Linked DNA regions of Homo sapiens: all the other regions are linked to region 4. The links are chromatin contacts, found by Hi-C or POLR2A ChIA-PET in ENCODE. All regions are on one chromosome and are shown on one strand. The core of a region is the stretch at or near the end of the contact, and the rest is flanking DNA. Distances in the headings are between cores, read along the strand shown. Region 1 overlaps CADM1 (cell adhesion molecule 1). Region 2 overlaps LINC02698 (long intergenic non-protein coding RNA 2698). Region 3 overlaps LINC02703 (long intergenic non-protein coding RNA 2703). Region 4 holds the start of CADM1 (cell adhesion molecule 1).

Region 1 (2,865 bases), core at 152-2,651, 280 kb after region 4:
TCTTTTTTTTTTTTTTTTAAACGGAATACGCTCTTCCTCCCACTCTCCCTTTTATTTTTTTTTTAAAGCAGTGAATTGAGTTTCAGGGAGGTTATTTTAGTATTTATGATTCCTTATGAGAAATAATCAAGGAATGAAGAACCCCGATTGAAGCTAATTTTTTAACCTATTATTTCTTTGTGTTAACACAGAGTAGTGTTGGTTCCAAGTTCCTGATATTATAAGGACTATAGATTGTTAGTGATACAATCTGCAGTACCAAAAGTGTCAAGAGGCTGAGTAACCAGTATTCAAAATACAAAGAGTGAGTGTTGGGCAAATACATCGTGAGCAAGACTGGAATAACCCTTAAGGGAAAAGCCTTTGCCTTTATACCTGCCTTCTGAATGCATACCCTGCAGAAAGAGGCCTGTTTTACTAAGAACCACCTCCTCTCATCTCACTGACCTTAATGTATTTGTAAAAGATGTGTCTGTGTGGCTGTGGACATTGAATACTTACATAGTGAAACCAGTCTTCTAATGCACATACTTCACTTAATGGTTTTTAACTCAAGGTTAAATTTTGATTGTGTGGAAGGTTAAATAGTTGTGAAGCTGGCATCTAAAAATCTAAAAGGAATGGTCAAACAACATCCTTTCTGATTTCCTGTAAGACACCACTTAGAGACACATCGGAAGTGCTAAATAAATGTATGGTGAAGTGGAAATATGTAAAGCAGAACACCTGGGCTGAACCTCTGATTTGGGCGGCTGGATTGACCTTCCAAAAGAAAAACAAAATTATATTCTGTGATGAGGACTAACGGGAACTCGTGATCTGATTTTATTTATTTTTTAATCAGTAGTAAAGGTGGAAGGAGAAGTCCATGCCCCAATGTTTCTTCACTTTCTCATTCACTTATTCCTTCATTCATTCATCCAGCAACTATGTCTTGAATGCTTACTGTGTGCCAGTCCCTGGCACCGTTCTAGTTACCAAGACTTCAAGAAACAGAACAAAACAAAACAAAAAAACCCCTCTCTTGTTACAGAGGGAAGATTCTTGTACAGAAAATCTTGCTATAGGGATTTTCTTGCCCAGTGTTTGCTTACAAATGATGAGAATTGCTTCCAAGACATGGAAGAATATTCTGTGAGTATGTACCCCCATTTAAAAAGCAGTGGGAACAAAGCTTTCTGCCACCACACCATGGGATCAAATTTGATTCTTTTTTGTAAACAGTAATTCTAATACCCACAAACCTACCTGAAAGTTGCAGCAAGAGAAGACTGCATTCTACTGTGGTATTGGTCTTACGTCAGTCCCACCAGATTTGACTCATCCCACTCACAATCGTTCAGCCCTCTTCAGGAAGCCCAGTTTCAGTACTATGAGTCATAACAACAGATGTAACAGCAGGAGGTTCTTCACCTTGCAAACAAACAAAATAAACGGCAGTGAAAATTATTCATGAATGTATTATGACAATAGAAAGCAAATATTTTGCAAGATGTTCTCTTTAACTCCTCTGAGAGCTCTGTGTGACTCCGTTCATTCACCAATCCCAGTCACCTGGCATTGCTAGACATTGCCCTCCTTTAGTTGCAAAGCTGTCCTCCCCCAACAATTTAGACAGCCATATTGTAGGGGTTGATTCTTGCTTTGAGCTCAAACAGCTTCTAACACTCACCAAATCTCAGGTTAATCTTTGCATTGTCGTTCTACTCCAAACTCCAATAATCCTCCATGATTGACAAAGACTCTTCAGTCAATGCTTCCTCACTTGAATGCACAGGGGCTGACCCAGACCCGCTACCCAGACATTCTGATATCATCTGTGCTCATGCTGCCCTTGAGTTCTCCCTGGTAGGACTTGAAACAATTAGCACTTGATCCACAAGCATCAAATCCCCATACTCCTTGGTGTTTCAGAATATTGGGTGAAATCTAAGTAAGAAACATGAAGAAGAGCCTGTGTCCCAAATGCAGTTGCAGAAACAGATTTGCACTCAAGCCCCTGGACCTAGTTGCATTGAGCACATCAAAGAAAATATGACACCTGCATTTCCTGATTTAGAAATTCTTAGGAAGAGAGGGAAGGTTGTGGGGACTCCAGGGATAATAGGTCTCCCGCTGGCATGTCTCCTGCCAGGGTATGAGGATGCCTTTTCCACTGACTCAGCTCTGCTCCTCTCTGCTACCCTGGAAGGGTGACATCCCAGTCATGAAGAAACTGCAAAGTACCTTTTTCTAAATAAAGGAATGCAAAGACCTGATACGTTAGTGTTTGGACCTACAGAGGAGACTGTGTCTTTTCATTTACATAGGAAACTGAAATACAGGTTCAGAATCTTGAGTTTCATCTTCTGAAAAGATCACAGAATGTGGTGCAAGGTCAGACTGGCATGAAATCAATTGTAATCTGCCAGCAACCCATTCCAACCTCTTTAAGAGTTTCCTTTTATATATTTTTTCCCTTTATAGAGAGAGCAAAGTACATTTAAAGAAAGTCTCATCAAATCAGAATGTCTTTCTAATATTATTTTTTTAATTGGTTGCTACTGTAGTGTGACCTAAAGCCTCCTGGTGTTTAACCCTCTGTGCAACTTTGACTAATGAACAAATTTGTCTGCTATAGCAGTCTTGCTAAATGTCTTTTACAGGGTTTAAAAAAATTCACAGTGTATTATGAAAACCTCAGATCCCTCGACCTAATTGATTGGCTGTTGATGATGCCATGTCTATAACTGTAATGTTCTTTAAGTGTACAGACCTAACTATTTTTCTTATTTTTATATAGCAGTTCCATTTTATAATGACATTAAGCCATTCTGAGTGATACATTTCTGGGCAGTTATTGCACTTGGGTAGAAAGTATCGTCT
Region 2 (2,716 bases), core at 99-2,598, 270 kb before region 4:
GGAAAATATTTTGCATGGGGAAAGAGCACTGAAGTGCTCCTAGTTTTAACCCAAACCAATTGTTGACCTTCACAAGTCATTTTTGATCTTGCTGGGACTCAGTTTCCTCTTCTGGAAAATGAAAGGTTTGGGCTAGGCAATCTTTGTTTCCTCTGAACTTGGGCATTCTGTGATCTAAAACAGAGTCCAGGGGTTCTCATCGACTGGAATAGAAATGAATAGAAGTGTAGTCATTGAATCAGATCCTTACAGTGCACCTGTTTTGATGACTAGAGACATCTCTGGTCACTTCTCCATAAGGAGAGATATGCTCAGATAATCATTTAACTCTCCAAGAGTTATTGAGCAAATGCCCACTGTTTTCATGATGCCACACTACACAGCGAATTAAAGATAAAGGGGATATTGGGGGCATCAAAACATGATCAATTTTTTAAAGAGCTTACAAGTTACTAGCTCATCCCATGGAATCTAATCCCACAATTAATAACACATCAAGTTACCTGCTGTGTCCTAAGTATAAACATTCTGTAATGAAGATATACCATGTGGGCACACATTTGAGTCTATATATATGTATGTACGTGTGCACATTCCACCCGTCATAACCCAGCCGGAATCTCCACTTGCCTTATCAGGAAATATCTCCTGGAAGAAGTGGGATCTGAAGGATAAGAATATGTCCTCAGGGATGTACCGATACCCAGTGGGGCTACAAAGCAATGGGAAATCTGACTCTCTGAAGAAGTCTTCATCAGACTTTGGCCCTAGGGAGAGTGGGGCTTAAATCAGGGTTAGGCTGTGTGGAGGGGTCCTCACCAGCTCCCCCGGCTTTGCTTCATGTCCTCCCTTGAGTCATGCCTTCCTCCTCCCTCCTGTCTACCTCTCTCCCCCTGTTCTGCTCTCTGCATACATTCCCCCCCCCACCACCACCACCAGCCACATACTTCCTTGTCCCAGACTCTCCTAAGGACAGCAAATTACTCCTCTCATTTTAAAAAATGTAATCAACCGCATTTGATCCAGCAGGTGCTTTTGTCAGGATGGGTTTAAAAAAAATAGGTCTAAAACAGCGGATAAAATATAAATTAAAAAAGAAGAATGGGTCTGGTTACAATCAATAACCCCAGAATTATTGACTCCTCTCCCCATTACACTGTGATGCCGCTGTAATCTTGCTGTCAGATTCTATAAAGGACGCATCTGCGCAAGATGAGATGTCCATTGTCAAAAGTTATAATTCTCTCCAACAGAACTCCCATAACAACAGCAAGGCAGTTTCTGCAGAGCGTTCTGGTGTCTGAGAACCACATGACATCACTCTCTAAAACCCATTTTGTGTCTCTGCACCGGGGCCATCTCTGTCCTTAGCAAGTTGGCAGGAGAAAAGGAAGTAGAACCAGAAGCCGAACTTGGTCCCAGCCTGCCGACCTGTGTTCAGGCATTTCAGGCTTTCCTTTACCCTACCAAAGCCCCTCCTAGACAGTTGTACCCCAGAGCTAAAGTCCTCCTAGAAACAAATGGATTACTCATCCCAAGGAAAAGCTGGAGCTAATCTCTGTTTTCTTGTATAAATTCTCCAGCTGGGATTGCTGCTCCTATGAATGTTTTGGCTGGGGGCAGAGTTCAGAGTTGGTTTCCAGAGATTTCGCCAGGAAAGCCCAGGGCAGGCAGTAGGCTTACATCAGCAGGAAAAAGCAACCTATCTGGACAAGGCCCCAGGAAGCCAGGCCTGTTGGCAGCAGGGCTCCAGACCCACCAGAAGTCAAGGAAAATCTCCAACCTGGAGCCGCTGACTCTTGCGGCCAGCAGCCAGCTCACTGGGACTCCTTCTGAGCTCACTGTTCAGTCCCTAGAAGACAGCACGGCCAGACGCGAAGGCCACTGGCTTGGGAGCTGCATGACTTTGACAAAACCCTCCTTCTCTGAGCCTTGTCTTCCTCATTTGCAGTGAGAGGGCTGGATGGGACAACCTCAAGAGGCCCCTTCTAAATGTATGATGAGTGATCAGTGACTGGCTCTCTCTCAGTCCTGGGTTGGGTTGGGGCTGTGACTTCTGTCACTTCTCAGCCTTCCCAATCCTTGCTGGCTGATACCCTATCCCTGATCCCAGAAAGAGCCCCTGCCTGGACAGAGGGTATCTGGGAGTCTCCCACCAATGCAGGAGAACCAGAAGGTCTGGGTGGGCCCTGCCTCTGGGGCCCTCTGTCCAAACTGAAAGCAAAGCTCTGCTGGTTCTGATTATGAAGACTTACAGCCGGGAGTGAGTTTCCTTGGCAATATTGTCTGCTGCCTTTATGAGCAGCAATTACATAGCATTTGGTACCTGGGAAGGCAACAGGCGAGAGCTGAAATGGTGAAATGCTCTATCACTCCGAGAAGCACAACGCCTTTGGTAATAAATATTGACGTTCATTAAGACAAAGCCAGAATTCAATCTGTGCTGGGGAATTCTCTGCTTCCGGCCTCAAGAATGGCCCTTATTTACAAGATGCCCCTAAGGGAATGAGCAGGCCGGCTCACCTTGCTCCCCAAGATACATTTTATTCAACCGACTTGTCCTGGGCAAATGTGTGTCTGACAAGCCAATTTGAAAACGAATTTGGTACATTTTTTGAGTTGATTATTTATTCTGAAAATGAATGCCCATTCTGGTGAGCTGACAGCTCTAGGGATGACAGCTCTGTGCTCCTTGCTCTTCTCCTCCCCCAACGAA
Region 3 (2,829 bases), core at 287-2,786, 430 kb before region 4:
TCCTTTTGAATATAATACCTTAATATAAAAGAGTGACCCAAGGGGTTGGTATTACAGGCACTATGGCAGACCCAGAGATTGAGAGTCACTATATGAGGACAGATGGGACTTTAATGACTTTCTGAAATCAAAAAAGCAGTTGATCTGTCCTCTGCTCCTTCTTTCTTTGGTTAGAAGCCTGCCATTTCTTTCCCTTGCCATTCAAACAGGACTTTGTGTAACATGAAAAGGATGAAGGTTCCCATTCTCAAGGACATTATGATTGATGGAATTCCTTGACTTACTCACCGTTATAAACTCGAATGAAGGACAGGACCATACAGAAAGTGGATTGTTCTCTTCTTCCCCTTCCAGGAAAAGCAAAAAGTACAGTGCTGCCCAGGCCAGCAGTCTCAGCCATAGCATCTGTTCATGGTGTCCTATCTGTCTTGGAACCCAACGAGTCCACCATGTGATTGATGGTGTTCCACTTGATAGGGAACGGAACAAGCAATGATTTGTCATTCACCATAAAGTACTGCTATTTCATCTGCTCCCATTCCCCGGGATGCAGCTCTGGCTGTTTGCTCTATGCATCAATTTATAGTTTATCCTAAGACTAATGATGTTGTGTTTACAAGGCAAGGTGGGGCTTTGTTTTTGTGTTCTACCAGCAGAGGATTACATTACTGATTGATCGCACACGGTTGTCTGAGGCAAAAACATTTTGAATTGATACCTGGATTTGAACTACAATCAACTTCCTCGACAATTGCCTCTTGGTGCTGAATAGATCAAGGAACTGCAGCTTTCTAATAGGGCCTCAAGGAGATTTTGACAATCCCTGTTAGAAGTGAACAGTTTGTTGAGGTGTATGGGAGGCAAATAGATCATCCAAAGGGCTGGCCTGTGGCTTTCAGGAGCCCGAGGACATGCTCTAAGACCCCACTATTCCAAACAGCTGAAACAGGCAGGAGCAGCCGTTTGCTGGTATATGTTGAACAATCAGTTCTCCTAAGGGGGGTGGAGGTGAGAATACACCTAATTTGTAGCATTACCAATTTCTCTGGTGTAAATATTCCTACCATGGCCAATTTCAAGCTACCAACGTGATGTCACTGAACACAAATTTGGGAAGGGAGGCATAACATTGGCTCTCATGAGCTGGTACTAGGTAGCTCCAACACACTACTCAACAAGGACTAGTATTTATTTATTATATACAGTCCTGTTCTAGGAAATTTTTTTTCTGATGAGAAAATTAGGGTCCAGAGAAGGTATGCAAGTTACCCAAGATCACACAGTGATAAAGTTGAGTCTTCTCATGCAGTAGCTACACTCTTTTTGTTATCTCCTGTAGTCCAGAGTGTAGAACTAGCAGGTGGTAGGGCCAGCTGGTTAACCCCGGGGTCTGATTTCAAGGCCTATCTATGCTCCTTCTGTACACCATGTTGCTGCCTCAAAGAATGGTAGGATTCAGGCTGTCCACTTTTGTCTACACTTCTGCCATTTAAGCCTGGTCAGTTCTGCTCTTGCCCAACTTGCTTTGATGGGGAAATTCAAGTCTGCCTCTGTACTCATCTGCTAATTTCTCTCAGCCCCAGTAACTCTAAGGAAAAGGATATAAGTTTTCATGGTGACTCCTGCCTAGAATCTGGAAAGAGACAAGATGACCCCTAGGAGATCCCAATCATAACAGTCCAAGAAGCCAATTCAACAACCAATTTACCTGGAAATCTAAATGACTTCCCCCTTGGATTTGTTTTCACCCCTTTTAATTTTCTACCCACTGTCTTTGCAAGTTCATTTCCTTCCTGAAATTCTGAAGCAAATGAGGCAGTGCTGGTAGGGGGGTGAGCACAGGGCTGGGGCAGTGACCTGCCCTGTGCTCTGTCTGGCAGACTCTGGTGCAGTGCAAAACAGCAGGGCATTAATGGCTATTAATATCCACAGAGGAAGTGCTGAAAGGCCAACCACATAATTACCATTTATTCATCATATCAACTGGTCTTCAGCTCCTTCCGGTGGCATGTCATATTGTCCTGGAGTGGGGAGTTTGGGGGGAAGCGGGGAATAAAGAGGAGGATCAGCAGCCCCTTCCCCATCACCCTCCCTCCCCTGCTGTGATGGGAATGGGGGTCAGAACGCAGGGCACTGTGGCTCTCTGAGCACAGAGGTAAACAGGAAGCTCTGGGCACAATCTGGGTGGTAGAGAGCAGTGGTCAAGGAGGGCAGCTGCCAACCAAGGGCAGCAATGCCAGGCTGTTCTACTATCTCCTTTCTTAAGAATTGAGCTCCACAGCTGCAAAGGAAGGCTGTGTGGAGCAAGCAGAGAGGGGATGAGACCAGAGACTCTGTCTGCAATTCTCAGCTCCTGAGAAGTGAGTGGATTTTGGACTGCTCATGAGTCCAAGTAATTTCCTGAGGATGCGTAAAAAGGAGGTTATCCAGCCACCCTTTCTGGCACTTGCATTTCGGGTTCCTGGGGCACCCTGCTCCTTAATCCCATCCCCTGAGAATGGAGTACTTTGGTTTCTGGGGACTCCAAATCTGGACAGGGATGGTGGGGAAGAGATTAGTGTTGTGTTTTTTCTTTCCCCCTGGTACCAGCTTGACTGGCAGCCTGGGCAAAGAAGAGCCCATTCTAAATGCTCCCCGGGGTCCAGAATGGAACTCATTACATCAAACCTGCTGGTAGCCAGCAGCTCTGCTTTGTGAGCTGTGAAACAAATGTTTATCCACCACTCAGTGTGGTTCAAAGCTATTTAAGGAGCTCAGGGTGTTGAGCTGCAGGCAAGAGCTATGTGTGCAAGGCCAGCCCTGGCACCGAGTGCAGTGGGCAGATGTGGG
Region 4 (2,700 bases), core at 26-2,525:
TTGTTCTGCATTCTATGAATACTTAAATTATTATAAACCTTTACACTTAATATGGCTCGTCCTTCAATTTGATGCTTGAGCAACAGAGGGTCAGAGCGCACACGATCTTCTAGAGGGGAAGAAAATAAGTAATTAAAAAGCAGACAAACAAGAGAGCCGGCTGCCTGGCTGAAAAGAAAGCAAAGAGAATTTCGGGGAGGGAGAGTGAGTCCGGAGATGCAAGTCGCTTTAGCAGGAGAGGCTCTCCCAGAGACAGGGGAAGCTCGGAGCACCTGTTGGTCCCCAGCTTCCTTAGGAAGGGCTGGGGGCGCAGAGGAGGAGTGAGAGGGTTTGAGCCCCGAAGGAGGAACACGGCAGACCCTGCCTTCACCACACTCCCTCTCCCCAACTCCCACCACCCCCGCTCTTCACCTGAAGCCTTGACTAATTTTTTCCGTTGTTGTGTAATCTTAAATATCTAATATTACAAATATTTCACACATATATTCAACACACACCTATATATTAAAACCAGGGAGGAGACCCTCGACAAGCGGAGGAGCCTGAGCATACCCTCCTCGATCTACCTTTCCCGAGATTCTGCCGCAAAAAGACCGACTGGAAAATCTCAGAACCCGACTCTACGGCTGCCTTCTCCAACTATCCCCGAGTCTACCGCTAGGCTGTTGAGCGGGCTCTCCCGCTCCGCCGGACGTGCAAAGCACGCATGCACTTCTCCCAGATTGTTTTGTCAATCCGGGGACCTGCCTTCTTACTCTCCACTCCCGCACAGCCCCCGTTCCCAAAGATCTATTCCTTCGGTGCAAGGTGAGTGACGGAAATTTGCAACGTCTGGTTCGCTAGGCCAGATGCACTCGGTGTGCGGGACAGAGGACCCTCTTAAGGGAGATTCTCCAGTCGTCGGTCTGATACAGCGATTGCTATAAACATTCCTAATAAAGGTGTACAAGAAGCTAGACCCGCCCCCTGGAGCCCGAGTCCTTGCACGCCAGGCGCCCGGGAGAACACTTTTTCCTTGATCCGGGGAAAGCAAAACCCGAATTTTAACATAAACATATTTGCATACGCCCCTCCCCTTGGCCCCGCCCCTAGGTGGCGCGGGCGCGCCGCCGAACGCCAGCGCCAGGGGGCGGGGTGGGGGAGGGAGCGAGGCCCTCCGAGAGCCGGGTTGGGCTCGCGGCGCTGTGATTGGTCTGCCCGGACTCCGCCTCCAGCGCATGTCATTAGCATCTCATTAGCTGTCCGCTCGGGCTCCGGAGGCAGCCAACGCCGCCAGTCTGAGGCAGGTGCCCGACATGGCGAGTGTAGTGCTGCCGAGCGGATCCCAGTGTGCGGCGGCAGCGGCGGCGGCGGCGCCTCCCGGGCTCCGGCTCCGGCTTCTGCTGTTGCTCTTCTCCGCCGCGGCACTGATCCCCACAGGTAGGTGTGGGCACCGACCGGTTGGCCCCTAAATCTCCGAAGGCACCCCAGTAGCCTTGGCCACAGAGGGGGGAAACGTTTCCATGACAACCTCCCCCCACTTCCTACATCCGAAGCGGAGGGAGTGTGGAGAGGAAACTCAGGGCTGAGAGGGAAGGGGCTGAGGGCATCTGTGAGCCCCTTCTCCCCTGCCCGGCTAAGTGTGAATGAGAGTCCCCAGGGATGGCTGCACCCACACCTTCTCTCCCCGGCTTGGCGCGGGGTGCAGAGTGGAGTGAGAATGGGGGGCCCGGGGGCTGTAAAGCATGGGGGAAGGGGATGGTTCAAAGACAACCTCAACCCTTCCGGACCCTTCTAAACTCGCCGTTCTCCCCGTAACTTGCAGGTCCTCCCACCTCCCAGGGCTGTCCATTCGCCCCCACCTCTCCAGAGGGCCCCCCCAGTTCTCCATCCCCGAAGCCTCCTGGTGGCTGACTCCCAGCCGCCCGCGGCGTGATTTCTCCCCGGTCCCCAGGACATCCCCAGACTTGTCTGATCTCCCCTGCCCCTTCCCCCAACGCGCTCTGCCTTTCTCCCCTGTCCCCAAACTGCACGCCTCTCGTGTTTCCCTCCGGCCGTTCGCAGCCCTCCGCCCCCTCGGCTCTGCTGCGGGTCTTTTTGGCCCGGCTCCAGGCGGGGAAAGTTCCCCGGCCCGGCCCCGCGGGGGGGGCGGCCGCTGTCGCCGCCTCTGCGGGAAGGCGCCGGGAGCCCGCAGCCCGCCCGCCCCACAGCGTCCTCTGCCACGAGTGGGGACACGGGATTTCCCGGCTGCCCGTTCTTTCGGCGGCCCGAGGGTGGCGGAGGGGGCGTCGCGGCCTCTGCGGCCAGGCGGGCACCCTGCGGGCCTCCGCGCGCTCCCTGCGTGAAGAGCAGTCTTGGGAATTTGCCCAGGGGCGGCTCTGCACGCCCGGTGCCTTCCCTGAAGACACCGAGCACTCGGCTGGAGCCCGATGTGTGGCTGCCCGTGTGCCGGGCGCGTTGGCGCGGTCGGGAAAGAAGAGGGCAGTGTTTGCTTTTGCTAACAAAAGGGAGCCGGAGCTCTTCCTCAGCGGAGAGGCCGGCTGTGCTGCACCCAGCCTCCCTTCCCGCCACCTCGCCGCGCTTGGCAGCCGCGCGGCGTCCTCTGGCCCCTGCTGCAGGCTCCAGGCGGGCGCCGGGACCGAGTGGCACGGGGCCGCGGGGTGCGAGCGGCGATGCAGGAGGGGATGCAGCAGGGCTCTGAGCCTGCAAAGCCCCTCCTTG

Evidence for each region. A loop is a pair of places that touch in the nucleus more often than their neighbours do. ChIA-PET counts read pairs that join two places held with the same protein, here RNA polymerase II (POLR2A). Pooled maps may share reads with other maps.
Region 1: a loop to region 4 is called in a map of gastrocnemius medialis, with 5 times the contacts of the local background. The contact joins the enhancer-like site here to the promoter of CADM1 in region 4. A Hi-C loop is called at or near these places in 3 of 168 maps with a recorded cell type or tissue (Caco-2, OCI-LY7 and gastrocnemius medialis), 13 of 37 single-sample maps with no recorded cell type and 14 of 50 pooled maps. POLR2A ChIA-PET finds 5 or more read pairs at or near these places in 1 of 52 experiments (WTC11).
Region 2: a map of heart left ventricle shows a loop between it and region 4 (2.4-fold over the local background). The contact joins the enhancer-like site here to the promoter of CADM1 in region 4. A Hi-C loop is called at or near these places in 7 of 168 maps with a recorded cell type or tissue (IMR-90, Right ventricle myocardium inferior, chondrocyte and 4 more) and 8 of 50 pooled maps.
Region 3: a loop to region 4 is called in a map of OCI-LY7, with 2.5 times the contacts of the local background. The contact joins the enhancer-like site here to the promoter of CADM1 in region 4. A Hi-C loop is called at or near these places in 2 of 168 maps with a recorded cell type or tissue (GM12878 and OCI-LY7), 19 of 37 single-sample maps with no recorded cell type and 11 of 50 pooled maps.

The regions. Positions count from the first base shown.
Region 1 is chr11:115,221,112-115,223,976 of GRCh38, reverse strand. The region is part of intron 5 of CADM1 (cell adhesion molecule 1); the gene reads left to right. Among named protein-coding and RNA genes, the nearest start is that of CADM1-AS1, 170 kb to the left of the region's middle. RefSeq lists an enhancer at 629-1,437. Within about 2 kb of position 1,401, at least 6 of the 41 ENCODE cell types and tissues checked have a DNase peak (open chromatin) inside an H3K27ac peak, as active enhancers do; they include OCI-LY7 and gastrocnemius medialis, where a contact is called at or near this core.
Region 2 is chr11:115,776,156-115,778,871 of GRCh38, reverse strand. All of the region lies in intron 2 of LINC02698 (long intergenic non-protein coding RNA 2698), which reads right to left. The region is part of intron 2 of LOC107987165 (a long non-coding RNA gene); the gene reads left to right. Among named protein-coding and RNA genes, the nearest start is that of LINC00900, 17 kb to the right of the region's middle. Within about 2 kb of position 1,348, at least 3 of the 41 ENCODE cell types and tissues checked have a DNase peak (open chromatin) inside an H3K27ac peak, as active enhancers do; they include heart left ventricle, where a contact is called at or near this core.
Region 3 is chr11:115,930,423-115,933,251 of GRCh38, reverse strand. LINC02703 (long intergenic non-protein coding RNA 2703) reads right to left here. Exons shown (of 7, transcript NR_187258.1): 3 at 289-469. Among named protein-coding and RNA genes, the nearest start is that of LINC02703, 12 kb to the right of the region's middle. Within about 2 kb of position 1,536, at least 5 of the 41 ENCODE cell types and tissues checked have a DNase peak (open chromatin) inside an H3K27ac peak, as active enhancers do; they include GM12878 and OCI-LY7, where a contact is called at or near this core.
Region 4 is chr11:115,502,990-115,505,689 of GRCh38, reverse strand. It overlaps CADM1 (cell adhesion molecule 1), which reads left to right and starts at 1,275. Exons shown (of 12, transcript NM_001301043.2): 1 at 1,275-1,419. The coding sequence starts at 1,296. RefSeq lists a silencer at 1,090-1,249.